Regions from separate parts of the Homo sapiens genome. Here region 1 is linked to region 2. A link is an interaction called in ENCODE POLR2A ChIA-PET data of the cell type or tissue named here. Cell type or tissue: A673. All regions are shown on one strand. Links, peaks and the distances in the headings refer to the core of each region. The heading gives the core; the rest is flanking DNA. Region 1 overlaps EPG5 (ectopic P-granules 5 autophagy tethering factor). Region 2 overlaps ARK2N (arkadia (RNF111) N-terminal like PKA signaling regulator 2N).

The links. Peaks named below come from ENCODE experiments on the same cell type or tissue, not always from the same donor. Only the 100,000 strongest peaks of a DNase experiment are listed, where the experiment ranks them.
Region 1: POLR2A ChIA-PET joins it to region 2 with 5 read pairs; 2 of 35 experiments call an interaction of 5 or more read pairs at or near these places.

Annotation. Positions count from the first base shown.
Region 1 is chr18:45,872,772-45,878,153 of GRCh38, forward strand. It overlaps EPG5 (ectopic P-granules 5 autophagy tethering factor), which reads right to left. Exons shown (of 44, transcript NM_020964.3): 35 at 3,465-3,571. Among named protein-coding and RNA genes, the nearest start is that of SIGLEC15, 50 kb to the left of the region's middle. In A673, for the core only: no CTCF peak of the experiment used is centred there; no DNase peak of the experiment used is centred there.
Region 2 is chr18:46,257,038-46,262,419 of GRCh38, forward strand. The region is part of intron 4 of ARK2N (arkadia (RNF111) N-terminal like PKA signaling regulator 2N); the gene reads left to right. Among named protein-coding and RNA genes, the nearest start is that of ARK2C, 74 kb to the right of the region's middle. RefSeq lists enhancers at 2,023-2,587, 2,588-3,151, 4,527-5,028. In A673, for the core only: no CTCF peak of the experiment used is centred there; no DNase peak of the experiment used is centred there; H3K27ac peaks cover 1,060 bases.

The DNA.
Region 1 (5,382 bases), core at 127-5,126, 380 kb before region 2:
TCAATTCCACAACCCGGCATGGAACAGGAATGCACATTTTTAACAACCTTTAAGACAGAGGTTAATGATAGCATTCGTTTAAATATGGATAAAAGACAGTTTTGTTTAGATAAAGTTGGGTAAGTATGTAGAAGATATCCAGAAGGATGTCTTAGGATAGACTGAGCTGATAGTTCCAGCCAAGACACAAATTCTGTGACGTCAGATAAATTCTTTTCATTTTCAGGTCCCCACTTTTCTCATCCATAGAAGGAGCTAGTGGATCAGATAACCTCACTAAAAAGCTGCAATACTTCTTCATCCTACCTTGCAAAGCTCTCCTGTTTCCTTTCTTTGAACCCAGCTACCAAGTCTTGATGTCTGTGAACCCTTCTGTCCTATGCCACTTTCTTATTTTATTCATATACAGGGGCAAGAGAGCCTTGGGGTGCTTTCCCCTATACTAAGAAATTAAATATGGCTGGGCATGGTGGCTCATGCCTGTAATCCCAGCACTTTGGGAGGCCAAGGCAGGCGGATCACAAGGTCAGGAGTTCAAAACCAGCCTGGCCAATATGGTGAAACCACGTCTCTACTAAAAATACAAAAATCAGCCGGGTGTGGTGGCGGGCGCCTGTAGTCCCAGCTACTCGGGAGACTGAGGCAGGAGAATCGCCTGAACCCAGGAGGCAGAGGTTGCAGTGAGCCAAGATCCTGCCACTGCACTCCAGCCTGGGCAACAGAGTGAGACTCAGTCTCAAAGGAAAAAAAAAAAAAGAAATTAAATATATAGCCTTTATGATTATAATTTGGTGCTCAAATCTTTTTCTCAGTAATCAATATATTCTGGATGGTAAAAAGCAGCTAGAAGTCTGCCTTTCAAAAAAATAATTGAGTACTACTAGGATTTCATGTGTTACTCATTGAACCACTATTTATCAAACACACACTGAGAATATGGCATTACCCTAGTTTTGTAGGGAGCAAAAAGAAGCAAAGAATAACATTTCTGTTATTCTATGAAGAGTTTACACCTCTTCAAGGTAAGATAAGATATATAAAAGATAAATCAGAAATACAAATAAGGTACAGCCAGACAAAATGAAATGAGCTATCCAGCCATGAAAAGGCATAAAGAGACTTCAATGTCTATTACTAAGTGAAAGAAGTTAATCTGAAAATGCTATGATTCCAACCATAGGACATTCTAGAGAAGGTAACACTATGGAGATAGTAAAAGGATCAGGGGTTGAGGGGAGGGAGAGATGAACAGGCAGAGCGCAGAGGATTTTTAAGGCAGTGAAACTGCTCTGTATGATACCACAATGGTGGGCACATGTTATTTGTCATTTGTCAAAACCCACCGAATGTGTTTACCAAGAGAGAACACTAATGTAAATCATGGACTTTCATTGATAATGATGCCTTAATGTAGGTTCATCAATTATAACAAATGTATCACCCTGGTGTGGAATGTCCAGAGTGGGGAAGGCTTGTGCATGTGTGGGGGCAGAAGGTATAAAGGAATTCTTGTACTTTCCACTTAATTTTGCTGTAAACCTAAAACTGCTCTAAAAAATAAAGTCCGTTAAACAAAAAATAAAATCTATTACAAAAAAAAAACAAAACTGGATGACATATGCTTAACTGTATGTATTAGCTCATTTTCACACTGCTGATAAAGACATATCCAAGACTGGGTAATTTACAAAGAAAAAGAGGTTTAACAGACTCACAGTTCCATGTGGCTGGGGAGGCCTCACAATCATGGTGGAAGATGAAAGGCATGTCTTACATGGCAGCAGGCAAGAGAGAGAATGAGAGCCAAGCAATACGGGAAACCCCTTATCAAACCACCAGATCTCATGAGACTCATTCACCACCAGGAGAACAGTATGAGGGAAACCGCCCCCATGATTCAATTATCTTCCACTGGCTCCCTCCCACAACACATGGGAATCATGGTAGCTACAATTCAAGATGACATTTGGGTGGGGACACTGCCAAACCATATCACTCTATAACTAAATGCCACACAAACACATGGCAGCCACAGGGGCACTAGGTGTATTCAGTGGAAGAAAACACCATGGGCCAGAAGCAAAGAGGAAGCCAGAGTGTTAAACAGATGCTGAAACCAGCCAACCGAGGACTATTTGCCTGCTGAGTTTTAACAGCACAAGAGGACAGAACATGAGGTTTTCTAAGGACTATATTCTTACTGAAAGGGTAGAATGGGGCAAAAGAGGAAACTTCTCTGCCTTACCCTAGATTGTGAGTCAGGAGAGATCAAAAAGTTTACTGTGAGAATTGAGGCCAGCCCGCAAGTGAGTTTGGGGTTTCATTTCATGTAACTGGTAGCACGGGAAACCCCAAACCAAGAAGTTAAGTAGTTCCAATTGACAACAAATGTAGATCCTCTCTGGAGGACTTACACACCCTCAGCCTAGGCCTTATGAGATTCCCATCAGTCTCTCTAAATATGGGCTCACAATACAAAATTTAAAAACACACAAGGAAACATGCCTCCAAGAACAAGAATCCAAAGGAAAATTAAACAGCAGCATAAGACAACCCCCAACAGGAATTTCAGATAATAGAATTAATGTACATACATCATAAAGTAAGCATGTTTAAACAAATTCTAAGGAAATAAAAAATAGAATTTTAAATGAAAGAAAAGATACTACCAAAAAGGATCAGGGTACATTTGAAAAACAAACAAATAGATCTAGAAATGGAAAAAATAATCACTTCAATGAAAAATTCAATTGATATATTTTAAGCAGATGAGACAGAGCTGGAGAGAGACTAAAGAAATGGAAGGAAGACCTCTAGAAATTACCCATAATAAAGCAAAAAAAGACAGAAAATATGAAAAAGAGGTTAAGAGTTAGGGAGGACAGGAAGAAACTCAACATGCAGGACAGGCAATATTGGAAGAGAGAAAGACTGCAAATTTACCATAACTGAGAAACTCAGAGCAACCTAACAAAAAAAGGTAAGAAGTTACACACCTAAAGGCCGGGCGTGGTGGCTCACACCTGTAATCCTAGCACTTTGGGAGGCCGAGGCGGGCAGATAGCCTGAGCTCAGGAGTTTGAGACCAGCCTGGGCAACATGGTGAAACCCCGTCTCTACTAAAACTACAAAAAAATTAGCCAGGTGTGGCGGCATGCGCTTGTAGTCCCAGCTACTCGGGAGGCTGAGGCAGGAGAATTGCTTGAATCTGGGAGGCAGAGGCTGCAGTGAGCCCAGATCACACCACTGCACTCCAGCCTGGGCGACAGAGCAAGACTCCATCTCCAAAAGAAAAAAAAAAAAAAAGTTACACACTTAACACTAAATAATTGTATCAGCGACTTTTCTTCAGTCACAAATAACTGCCTATTAAATAAAAATTAAATAGAGGAAAGTAGAAGAAAAAGACTGACTGACTTAGGGAAAAATGAAAACTAAGCAGAGACAGCCTGACATCTTCCTACCTTTAAAACTCTCATGCAGTGAGTCAATACAGTCAGTGAACAGCTGCACAATGCTTGAGGCCACCACAGTATCACTCTCTAGCCAGGGGTAATGCCGCTGTTGGCTGCTTTAAAGAAAAGAAGCACACACTTAGGAATGCAACCGTGATTAAAATACTGTTAAGTCCCAGTGTCTAGGGCTGGCCTAAGTCCTGGAAGCCTGTCCATTATGTAGGCCTGACACACATTTAGAATACTTAAAAGGCTGTAAATAACTGCAGGCGAATTGTAGCTTGTAACACCAGCCATATAATTTTCTTTCATCTCCTTCATACCCTTTATTCCAATGCAATTAGATTTCAAAAATGTGCTATCTAAATAACCCTTAAATTAACATCTTTTTACATCAAATTTAGACCCTTGGACATCTTGGTTACATTTCAAATGCCGTAGAAAAACACCCTAAGTCAGCTTCAACAGTTTTCTCTACTCAAAGCATTAAAAAAAAAAAATCAAATTCACATAACAAAGAGATGGCCAAATATTAACAAATAGAAAATGAGCAAATAAAATTTTTTTTTTTTTGAGAGAGAGAGTCTTTCTCTGCCACCCAGGCTACAGTGTAGTGGCACGATCTTGGCTCACTGCAACCTTCACCTCCAGGGTTCAAGCAACTCTTCTGCATCAGCCTCCCGAGCAACTGGGGTTGCAGGCACCGACCACCACATCCAGCTAATTTTTGTATTTTTAGCAGAGACAGGGTTTCACCATATTGGCCAGGTTTGTCTTGAAGTCCTGACCTCAAGTGATCCACCTGCCTTGGCCTCCCAAAGTACTGGGTTTACAGGCATGAGCCACCACGCCTGGCCCAGAGAAATTCTTTATATGAAAAATTTAATTGGCTGGGCACGGGAGCTCATGCCTGTAATCCCAGCACTTTGGGAGGCAGAAGTGGGCAGACTGCTTGAGGTCAGGAGTTCAAGACCAGCCTGGCCAACATAGCAAAACACTGTCTCTACTAAAAATACAAAAAAAATAAAAATTAAAATTGAAAAATAGCTGGACGTGGTAGCATGCATTTGTAATTCCAGCTACTCAGGGGGCTGAGGCAGGAGAATCGCTTGAACCTGGGAGGCAGAGGTTGCAGTGAGCCAAGATCACGTCACTGCACTCCAGCCTGAGCAACAGAGTGAGACTCTGTCTTAAAAAAAATTTTTTTTTATTTTCTGAATCTGGTCTAGAAAACTCAATATCCAAATAGGTTCCGTTAATTCTTACTGGAAATAAACAAGCAGCCAGCACTATGGTAAGCAGTCTATATGTACACAGTCACTATAAAATCCTGAAGCTTGCAGATTATTCAGATAGCCCTCTAGCAAAAGCAAACATTCAGAACCTTTTATACTTTCCTTAAGTGGCTCGTAAAGCATCATGGGTTAATGCAAAGAGTCTAGAAACAGAAGTCTAAGACCTGAGTTCTAGTCGCAGCTTCAGCACTAACCAACCAGCTATGAGACTTGAGTTTGACATTCATGTTCTCTGAGTCTCAGAATCAAATTCAAGTTTTTGAAAACAACTCCTATAATGTGATGTTTACCACTGTCGTAATTTTTATAAAACCCTGACAAGTTCAACTAGCTTCTGCTTGTATACTTTCAGGGAAAAAAAAGACTCAGAAGGCAACTCACTGAATTTGGACAGCTCTATACCTCTAAGTATTTCAAATGCTTGTGAAATAATGCTTTAATTGAAGAGTCCTAGATTTAAAGGTAATTCCCACCCAATAATTTTATAGCCAACTTAGTTCCAAAACACAACTGATGTAGTAGAGAAAAATCAGTCTCATAAAACCCTCAAGCGAACAGCATCATTTTTTCTGAAATTAAACACTAAAGTTTATTCAACCTCTTATTGTGGAAAACTGGAAATGAGTGTCCAG
Region 2 (5,382 bases), core at 78-5,077:
CTTGGAAAAAGGTTTTAGGTTTTGATCCACATCTTTTTGTTCTCATTTGATTTGCATGTATAGAGTAGATGTTTTGTTTGGATTTAGTTGTCCTGTTCTTATTTTTTCTTTTCATATTCTACCTTGTTGTTGGGTTTTTAAGAGTTTTTAAGAACTCAGATTTGGTCCTTGAGTTGTTCTCTGGAATTGTGGCTGCCCTGACTTGTGTGGGGTGCCATTTTTCCATATTGGAAGCATTTTGTTTGGCCTTTGCACTCAGTAATTCTAGTTGTGATATGCCTCTCCCCCTCCTTTTTTGATAGTTATTTTTCTTTTCTTGCATGCTAATATCTTCTCCTATTCTTTTATTTTAGATTTTGATGTATTCATTTCTCTTTTGTGTATCCTCTAGTCCTAGACTAGAAAGCATGCTTTCTGAGCTAATGGTTGAACGCATATTTTATGATTGCCTTGTATTGCTGTGTTGAACTCCTGGTTACCTAAATGTTATTTCCAGATGTTAATTTTTGGACAGTCCAGTTTCACAGATGCTCTTTGCTAGTGAGATGGAGACTTTCCCAGCATCTCTAGTTCTTCTCTGCCCACTTAATTTTGCCAAAACTTTTAATTTACAAACCTCAGGCCAATAATTTTTTTTTTTGTCGTTGGTCCTGTTATTTTTTCCTTCTACCGACCTCATTGGTAATTGCTCTAGGAAGAGGAATACATATAGCACAGATCTGTATGTTATGGAACCGTGTTGGAACAGTTCCTTTTGGTACCTGTTCTGAGGACCTCATTCTAGTCTGTTAATCCTGTGATCATTGGCGTTAATGTTGGGTTATTCCTCAGCAAAGTAATTGGTGTAGGAAGCTGTATTTGAGACTCATTGCTTCATAGGACCAGTTGCTAATTTTTTTTTTTTTTTGAGATGGAGTCTCGCCCTGTCCTCCAGGCTGGAGTGCAGTGACACGATTTCGGCTCACTGCAACCTCTGCCTCCTGGGTTCAAGCAATTCTCCTGCCTCAGCCTCCCAAGTAGCTGGGACTATAGGTGCACGCCGCCATGCCTGGCTAATTTTTGTATTTTAGTAGAGATGGGGTTTCACCATGTTGCCCCGGCTGGTCGCGAACTCCTGAGCTCAGACGATCTGCCCGCCTCGGCCTCCCAAAGTGCTGGGATTACAGGCGTGAGCCACCATGCCCAGGCCTGTTGCTAATATTAACTCCAAAAAAAACTAGTGATACAGATGAGTGTTTCCCTACAATCACAAGGATTCATTTCCTCTTCAGTTAGGAAAAAGAAGTAGAAATGTTATCTAAGAGGTCACCTTCAGGCTGTCTGTAAATGAGAGTAAAATTGATTAATTTTAATGTTGTTTTCTTAGAATGGTAAGCTAACTATATCAAAAGTTGACCGTCAGAGCCTGCTGTGTGTGCGCGCACACACTTCATTTCCACTGTGCAGCCTTTCTATTGATATTAGTGTATGAAGAACAGGAAATTATTCTATCAAACCATATTATTTATAATTATTTTTTCCTAACATTTTGGGAAGCAAGACCCAAGCATTTTCTTGGTTATAAAATGCAAAGTATGGCTCTAGGTTGTGTTTCATACCTGTCACCAATTGCATGCAGGTTAAACACTTTGTGAGAACAAAGCCTGTATCTGCACTAATACAGATTAGTAATACAATTGATTGGACCAATTAAAAACCAGCTGAGTATGTTCCTACCTCATGTCTTTCATGATACAGAAAAAGCATATGTGATAATACATGAAACTATTTTTTTTTATGTTGCGTCACAAAATTTCGAGCCTCTTGCATCCATTATAGGACCACTCCAGAGGCTTAACAACCATTGTGCTCCCTCTTTCTCCTGAATTTTTTTCCCTATCTGGTATAAATTTTTGTGTAATGTATATTCTCTTATAAAATAGTTGAAATATTTCTCTAGCACCCTTCTGTTTACTAGATTGACTGTTTTTTCCCTCTGTAGTTAAAAAAAAATGTGTTAAAAGCCTTGTTCTGTCCTCATCCATCTCCTAACTCCCATTTTATTCAGTGTGTTTGAGATCATTAAAGTAAATAATTTTTGTGAATATTTTATTGGCTAATAACACATACAGATAACTAATAACGTACCTTTTTTGCAAACTGCTTATACCCAAGTAACAAGCACTCAGATCAGAACACAGAAGTCACTCTGAGCTTTCTTTCTTTCTTTTTTTTTTTTTTTTTTGAGACAGAGTCTCATTCTGTCACCCAGGCTGGAGTGCAGTGGCACGATCTCGGCTCACTGCAACCTCCGCCTCCTGGGTTCAAGCGATTCTCCTGCCTTAGCCTCCTGAGTAGCTGGGACTACAGGCGCATGCCACCGTGCCTGGCTCATTTTTGTATTTTTAGTAGAGACGGGGTTTCACCGTGTTACCCAGGCTGGTCTTGATCTCCTGACCCCATGATCCGCCTACCTCGGCCTCCCAAGGTGCTGGGATTACAGGCGTGAGCCACCGCGCCCAGCCACTCTGCACTACTTTCTAATTACAACCTCCCCCTTTTCTTTTCCCCGTAACTACTATCTTGACTTATTTTTTTGTTTTTATTTTTTGAGACCGAGGCTCAGCCACCCAGGCTGGAGTGCAGTAGCATGATCTCTGTTCACTGCAGCCTCGACCGCCAAGGCTCAAGCCATCCTCCCACCTCAGCCTTCCGAGTAGCTGGGACTATGGGTGCCCACTACCCCACCCAGCTACTGTGTGTGTGTGTGTGTGTGTGTGTGTGTGTGTGTGTGTGTTTGACAGAGATGGGGTTTCACCATGGTGCCCAGGCTGGTGTCGAACTTGTGAGCTCAAGTGATCCTCCCGTCTGTGTGTGTGTGTGCGACAGAGATGGGGTTTCACCATGGTGCCCAGGCTGGTGTCGAACTTGTGAGCTCAAGTGATCCTCCCGTCTCACCCTCCCAGAGTGCTGGGATTACAGTCATGATCCACTGTGCCAGCCTATTCTGACTTTTATTGATAGTTTTGCCTGTTTTTGAACAAATCTTAAAGTCACTGTTGAGCTTGGAGGGCATCTTAAAATTTTCCTTAACATTCCTGACAGATGCCTCAGCAATTACTTGAGTACTTAAAAGGCAATTCATTCCATTTCTTAGTGGCTTTGTTCTATAGCAATGATTATCTGAAACTTGCCTTCTAGAAACTGATTCATGGTTCTAAGCATGCTCTCAGTGGTTTGCCTCGAGCATGAAATAGTACCTTTCATGGTGGCTTCCACCTCACAGTGATTCTCCCTTTGGGAATTCCATGTACAACTATTAATAATTAGAGTTAGGAAAGCTTTTGACCGAAGATAGTATCATCACATTCTCCAGATAATCTAAAATTTTGAAGTAGGAGAAATAGAGAGGGTTAGGGGTTGTTCCATCATCTTAGGCTCTTTGAGGTGCCCAGTGTCCTACTAATAAATTCTCTTCATTGTTTAAAGTAGCCTAAGCTGGTTTTTGGTAACTGGAACCATTTGTAACATAACTTCAGAAGTGATCTATTTTTAGATAGTTGAAGTGCCCTGTCTCCTATTCTCTCTCCTTCAGCCATTCCTCAGTAGGAAATAAGGTCTCTAAACCTCTCACTCTCCTAGTTCTTTTCCTATGCCAGACACTTTCTAAACTCTTCTTTGCCGCTTATTGAATGGCCCTGGGAACCAGGCAGTGCTTCTTTCAGTCAAACATGATGTAGTAACTTCAGGTATAGCCTGAAGAAGGCATTGTTATTCAGTGGAAAATAAACCCTCGAGTGGAGACCTGATTTTACTCCAGTTCTATGCTTAACTTGTTTAAGAGCCTGGATGGTTGTCTTTTGGCCTAGGTTTTTTCTTCTGTATAATAAACAGATTAGATCAGATTTTTTAAAAAGCCACTGCTTGACGTTACATTGTATGATTACTTAGTGAGCAATACAGATAAACAATTGGGACTATATACTTCTTTTACTTCGGAGATATTTTTAGAAATTCTGCCAAAGATTACATTGACTCTCTTTGCCACTCGTTGCCTGAATTCTTACCAGGTTTCTAGCCAGCTTTACTTCAATTAGTGCTTATACAGGTGAGCTTTTGAATTGTCAAGTAACTTTATACTTCTAAATTGTTAGTTTGGGTCTATTTTTGTACTCTGATGATTCTTGTTGTGTTTTGCTGCACCCGATTTAATACACACATCTGTAAAGCAACAACATGATATGGAAAGCATTGGACCCAAAATCAGACCTGTCTTCCTTGGCCTATCACTTTCAAGCATTGTGACTCTGAGCAAATCATGTAACCTGTTTAAGCCTCAGTTTCCCTCTCTGTAGAGTGAGGATAGTAAATTCCATGCTTACCTCATAGGTCTGTCAGAATTGTCCAATGAGATAATATATGTGAAACTGCTTAGTAAAGGTAGTGTTCCGTTGGCCTTCAGTCATCAAAACCATTTCTATAAATGTTGAATGGACTCCTTTGGCTGACATTTTTCCATGACTACATGGTCACTTAATATGAATTTATATAATGGGTTGAACAGATGTGAATTAGACATTGGGCTTTATGTCCCTTATTTTAATGTCCCTATTTATTTCTCTAGCTAATCTTTGAAAAGGTAGTAGCCTCTGGGTTAGTAACTACATAGCCCATCTCTGGACAGATGACGGGCTTCTGGTACTGTAGCAAATTTGCGTTCTGCCCTCTGCTCTGGCCCTGAGAGATCTGTTCTTAGGAATTTTTCTTAGTAAGGGAGAAGTTATCAGATTAAGCCTTTGTAGGAGTAGGGCATGTTTGCAGGAGTTTAAGGGTCCTTGGGGCAGTTTTGCAACTGAATCGTGTCCATTGTTACCCTAATGTTCTTTTGAATCTGGTGGTGTAGGTAGCATTAAACCAAAGCTGAAATTCTCAAGTGGCCCAGCATTATTTGTTGCTTACAGATTGTCAAACAGCTGCTCAGGAGCCACTGTGGTAGTTTAGTGACTAGACTCATGCCACTTGTTACTTCTCACATAAGCTACCTGAGGGCTGGTCAGGAAGTTTAGATGAGAGGACATAGCATTGATCACATGAGTTGCCTGCCTTCCTCTCATTTGAGTCAGAACTTAGTGTTTTGGCCTGGAGGTTCACAATTCTATCATTTGACTGGACTGTGGAATTCAAACTGTCAGTGTTTCTGAAACAATTTTATTTCAGTGAACTCTTGGTGTGACTTGCTAACAAGGCAGTTCTCTCCCTCCGATAGAACCCTTTTAGTGGATCTAAACTGAAGATTCAGCTGTGTTACTTTCACGGAACCAAATTATAAGCGATTCTGTTGAATGAACCAAGTGCTTCTGTTGTGACCTTCAGGACAAGGGAAATTGATCCTTTATTCATGAT